2 separate regions of the Homo sapiens genome follow, and region 1 is linked to region 2. A link is an interaction called in ENCODE POLR2A ChIA-PET data of the cell type or tissue named here. Cell type or tissue: GM12878. All regions are shown on one strand.

Region 1 (2,500 bases), 66 kb after region 2:
GGTATACAGTCTGTCCACATCTCTGTTACTCTGCTGGAGCTTGCTGTCTAGATTCTACTAGGAGCTATCACCCAGGTTCTTTCCTTCAGTGTAGAGTCTGTCTCCTGGGAGATCAGAAGTCCCAGCTTAGTCTTTTCTTAGTGGAACCCCAGAAAATTGTTCTATGGGCCGGGCGCGGTGGCTCATGCCTGTAATCCTGGCACTTTGGGAGGCCGAGGCGGGTGGATCATAAGGTCAGGAGTTCAAGACCAGCCTGGCCAACATGGTGAAACCCCCTCTCTACTGAAAATGCAAAAAATTAGCCTGGTGTGGTGGCACGCGCCAGTAGTCCCAGCTACTCAGGAAGCTGAGGCAGGAGAATTGCTTGAATCCAGCAGGCAAAGGTTGCCGTGAGCCAAGATCGCACCACTGCACTCCGGCCTGGGTGACAGAGTGAGACTGTCTCGAAAAAAAAAAAAAAAGAAAATTTTTATATGACATGTTTCTGTCTCTGACAGTTTATTCACTCAGCAAACATTTATGAGGCTCTTCTGTGCCAGGAGTTGTTCTAGGTCCTTGGGACATATGAGTGAGCAATATATAATATAGAAAAGGACTTTTGCTGTCTTTATACTATTCTGCCAGGGCAAACAGAATAATAAGCAATAGACATAAATAAATATAGTTTTTTTTATTTAATAGAATAAGTGTCATGAAAAAAGGTTGAAGTAGAGCAAAGTAAAAAGGGATATAAAGTGGTTGAAATATTAAATAAAGTAAGACGGTGACAGCCGAGTGTGGTGTCTCACGCCAGTAATTCCAGCACTCTGGGAGGCCGAGGCAGGTAGATCACGAAGTCAGGAGTTCAAGACCAGCCTGACCAACATGGTGAAACCCTGTCTCTACTAAAAATACAAAAATTAGCTGGGCGTGGTGGCACATGCCTGTAATCCCAGCTACTCAGGAAGCTGAGGCAGGAGAATCGCTTGAACCCGGGAGGCGGAGGTTGCAGTGAGCCGAGATCGCGCCACTGCACGCCAGCCTGGGCAACAGAGCGAGACTCCACCCCCACCCCCCGCCCCCCCCCCAAAAAAAGAGACGTGAAAAACTTGCACTTGAAGATGGTTAACGAATTAGCCATGAGAGCTTTGGAGGAAGAGTCTCACAGTACAGAATTCGGAAGGTTCGAGTAACAGGCTGGGAGGCAAGTGTGAGCATGGGAGCACGGAGTGGTGGGAAGCCAGCTTGTCACTCCAGTGGCCAGAGGATCGTGGTTTGTCCTCATAGTGGAATGCCAGCCATTTCAGGACTGAGCAGGGGGCTGCCCCATTGAGAATCTCATAACAAAACTGAATCTGTGATATGTTAAGCACAATTAGAATAGACAGATGAGCCCAAGAAATAAAAAGTTCCTGTGGTGGGTCCAGAACTTGGGGAATTCCAGGGTTACGCTGTCAAGTTCCCAGGGGCCCTCTGAATTCATTTGTTTTCTTTTCTTCTCTTCGGTCCATCAGAACCCCAAGGGGAAGCGAGCACTTTCCATAGTGGAAGCTTAGCCATGCCTGGTTTTGCTGGATGGGTTTTTCTGCTGCTGGCTGTACATGACCAGGTCTGGGGTCTTATTTGTTCTAGGAAGATTTAGAAATTAGTACTTAATCATTTGCCTACCTTGTGTATATACTTTGAAAAGTAGAGATACATGTGTATAACACGTAGATTCTGGATGCTGGTGTATAAAACTCTGACGGGTTGGTTTACTTCATTTCACAAGGTTTTATTCACGTTAGAAATATGACCAGTAGTATACTGTTAGTCTGCGAAATAGTGGGTCTATTATACAATCCCAATTTATCTTTGTTGGGAATAGGAAATGGGTCATGCAATAGTCAGATTATCTCCCATATGAATGGGTGGCTTCTTGTGGCATGCATCTATAGTAGTACAGTTTAAAAGTACTGATGTCTTTTATTTTATCTGGCTTGATTTGGAGCCTTACCTGGGCCAGAGTTTTTTGAAGATGTCCCCAGAGTTTAAAATTTATGTTATATTTGTTGTACTCCTTTCTTCCCTCCCCATTAGAGATTTGTGGGATAGCTTTTTGGCAAAATGTCAGTGCAAATGTTTGTAGAAGTGGGTGAATGAATTAAAAAGCAGAGTAGGCATTTAACTGGCAGGCTGAAAGAAAAATGTCAGTTTCCGTGGGTTAAGCAGGATCTTTGCAGCATATTTAGCACTTGACTTCTTCCAGATTTGCCTACATGAAGTAACCTCTCTGTTTTCACACATGAAATATTTAAATAACTTTAAAATATGTGTGTAATGCCGGGTATGTGACCAGATGGAAGAACACTTCTTGGCCGAAAATGTAAACAAGCTGCCACCAATGTTAATGTTACAGCTGTAGACATAAATGTATTTTGGTTGGTTTCATTTTATTTTTGAGCATGTACAGTTCATCAAAGTTAAGCCCAAATTGAATTCTGTTTGAATGTTTTTTTGATGGTCCTTCATATTTATATTG
Region 2 (2,500 bases):
CTCCTGCAATCTAATTGGGTTTCAGCCGGCTGTTGCTGCTTCTATCCTGGGATACCTTCTTCCTTCTAGGTTTTCTTCTTCCTCACTGCCCAAGGACGGGGTAATACAGACTGAACGTGTCTGTGTCCGCTGGTAGTTGTTCACGCGTTGGGAAGTTAGATGAAACATGTTAAAACTCTAGGCTGGTTTTTACCTTTTGCGCCGCACTCTTCAAGTGTGTCTTACGTTGCGTATGAGGTTGAAAAACTATTGAGAGATTCAGCCGTTCAACTATGTAGATGAATAGATGAATTAAATATATATATATATATATATATAAAACCTGGTAGGAGTGAGCTTCCACAGGGAAGCCTAAAATGCTTACAAAGCCAAAAGCCAACACAGTGATTGTCAGGAAGGTGGGGCCACACACAGAAGGCTGAGCGCAGTTACTTAAGTTGTTTAGTTAATCATAGCCTTTCTCTGTGGCATAAATAATGGAAGTCTGCCATTGTGTTAATACAGCCCCCAGATCAGTTCTGATGTCACTTGCGTAGGTCATTTACTAGAAGAAGGTACTGGGTCACCACCAGTTAGGGTAGTCATGGGTCAGGAAATGGGATAATGTAGGGAGGGTAAATTTAAGTGCCTGGCTCATGAGGAACTTCTGTGCTTAACTCCAAAGCTGATACACTGAATCAGCAAAGCTTTTATCCAAATATAAAAAAGTAAATTATTCTAGGGTGCTTAATTTTTGCATGTGTTTAATGCCATGGGTGGCATTGTGTTGACAGGTAAACTAGATTTGCTTCTATTCCTTTTTACCCAGTTGACCTTGCAAGCAGTCTTTCTTGCCCCCTGGGAATTTAGCATTTCCACCTGCAGGAGAGAAGATTCAAGAGAGTGTCATTTAAGCCTTTTGCCCCTCTGGACACTAGAAGGCAGATGGCGAAATGAGCTTGCTTGCCTGTGTGTGGTGCTGCATTCATTTGCGAGTTCCTTGCTTTCCTTTAATGAGATGCTGGCTGCTCTACACAAGTGGAGGTTTGGCGACAGCAAGGGTTCCTATGTGGATTTACTTTTTCTAAAGCAGATTTTGGCTTGGCTTAAAGAACAAAATCATTTTTTTTATACACTTTGTTTCACTTGCCATAGCTTTGGTTCTTTGATGACTATGCAAATGAAGTCTCTTAATGACCCCTAGCTTGTTAAGGTGTTACTTGGGTGGTACCAGGCCCTCATTTCAGGGCGGGGGGGTGGAGGGTGGCCAGTCCTCTTGGCTTTGTTCTGTATCTGAGCTGCACCTGGGGATTGTTAGCAGCTTACAGATATTATCCCCTCACACAGAATGAAGTGGCCAACCACGAATTGGGTGCAAGCCTCTTTAGTGGAGCTGAGAAAAATACTGCCTCATGTTTCAGGCAGTTGGCAGGGGTGAGGCATGTTACTCTCTTTTTGTGTAAGATTGTTAGCCAAGTCTGAAGCCCCTCCAGCTTCACAGATCCTTTTCATTTTGTCTAGTTTGGAGGAATTTTACACTGAAGAGCAAGGAGGTGGTAGACAGCTGTCATAATCAATGACCTGTCAACACCAAGACACTCCACTGTCTTATCAAAGTAGGGTTCTGCACAGGCTGTGGGGTTGATCTGAGCTTGCTGGTGGTCACTGTGGTCTCTGGGGTCTGTCCTGATGCTCTCTGTTTGTACAGAGATTCTGATTTTTTTTTGGAGGCAGGTGTTAGCTGCAATTGTCTAGATTCACTTCTTATTCCTCTGTACCTTGGTCTTTTAGGAGAATGATTGGTGTTATTATCTAGTTAATATTTGAGAGCCCAGACTGTGCGAAAGGCTGGCAGTGCATAATAAACACCATTTATCAAAATTCAGGGAAATTGCCAGAGTTCATTAATGTTTTAATAATATTTGGTATTAGCATAATGTCTCTGCCAGCTCTTTTGTTATCTTCATTCCCTGGTGAGGTTCGATAGAGACTGGTTTGTGTCCCCATTGAACAGATGCAGAAAAGGGGGTATGCAGATGCTGGAGAAGGCAGGAAAGAAACAAGCCGTCACCTAACCTACAGACCAAGTGGTCGGTACCATGGCATGATTTTTACGGTAGTTAATCATTTACTAATCATCTTCTCAGGGCCAGGAACTTCACATAGACTTTTGAGGAGGTATTGCTTTCCCATTACATAGATGAAGATATTGAAATTTAGTGGGGTGAAGAAAGTGGATATCCAGGGTCACAAAGCTAATAGATGGTAGAGATGCTACTGAAACTCAGGTCAGCCTTACTCTAAAACATGTTCCTCTTCTCCTACTTGAGACTATTAAGAATAGATGCATAAAATCCAGAGGAAAGGCTTTGTTTTAAAAAATCACTTCTTTCAGGATTTTGTTTCGATTTTAGCTATAAGTTTTAGCGTAATATAAGTAGATTTCTGGAACAGTCTGAGTTCAAGTATTCTATAATAAGATCTCCTATTTGAATTTTTGATTGAGAAAATCATAGTAATT

The links. ChIA-PET counts read pairs that join two places held together with the same protein. Peaks named below come from ENCODE experiments on the same cell type or tissue, not always from the same donor. Only the 100,000 strongest peaks of a DNase experiment are listed, where the experiment ranks them.
Region 1: POLR2A ChIA-PET joins it to region 2 with 32 read pairs; 8 of 35 experiments call an interaction of 5 or more read pairs at or near these places.

The regions. Positions count from the first base shown.
Region 1 is chr3:192,847,884-192,850,383 of GRCh38, reverse strand. All of the region lies in intron 1 of MB21D2 (Mab-21 domain containing 2), which reads left to right. Among named protein-coding and RNA genes, the nearest start is that of MB21D2, 69 kb to the left of the region's middle. In GM12878, no CTCF peak of the experiment used is centred here; a DNase peak (open chromatin) is centred at 1,277; H3K4me3 peaks cover 1,407 bases; H3K27ac peaks cover 2,429 bases.
Region 2 is chr3:192,913,917-192,916,416 of GRCh38, reverse strand. The region is part of intron 1 of MB21D2 (Mab-21 domain containing 2); the gene reads left to right. Among named protein-coding and RNA genes, the nearest start is that of MB21D2, 2.7 kb to the left of the region's middle. RefSeq lists an enhancer at 1,223-1,723. In GM12878, a CTCF peak has its summit at 935; a DNase peak (open chromatin) is centred at 961; H3K4me3 peaks cover 2,264 bases; H3K27ac peaks cover 1,876 bases.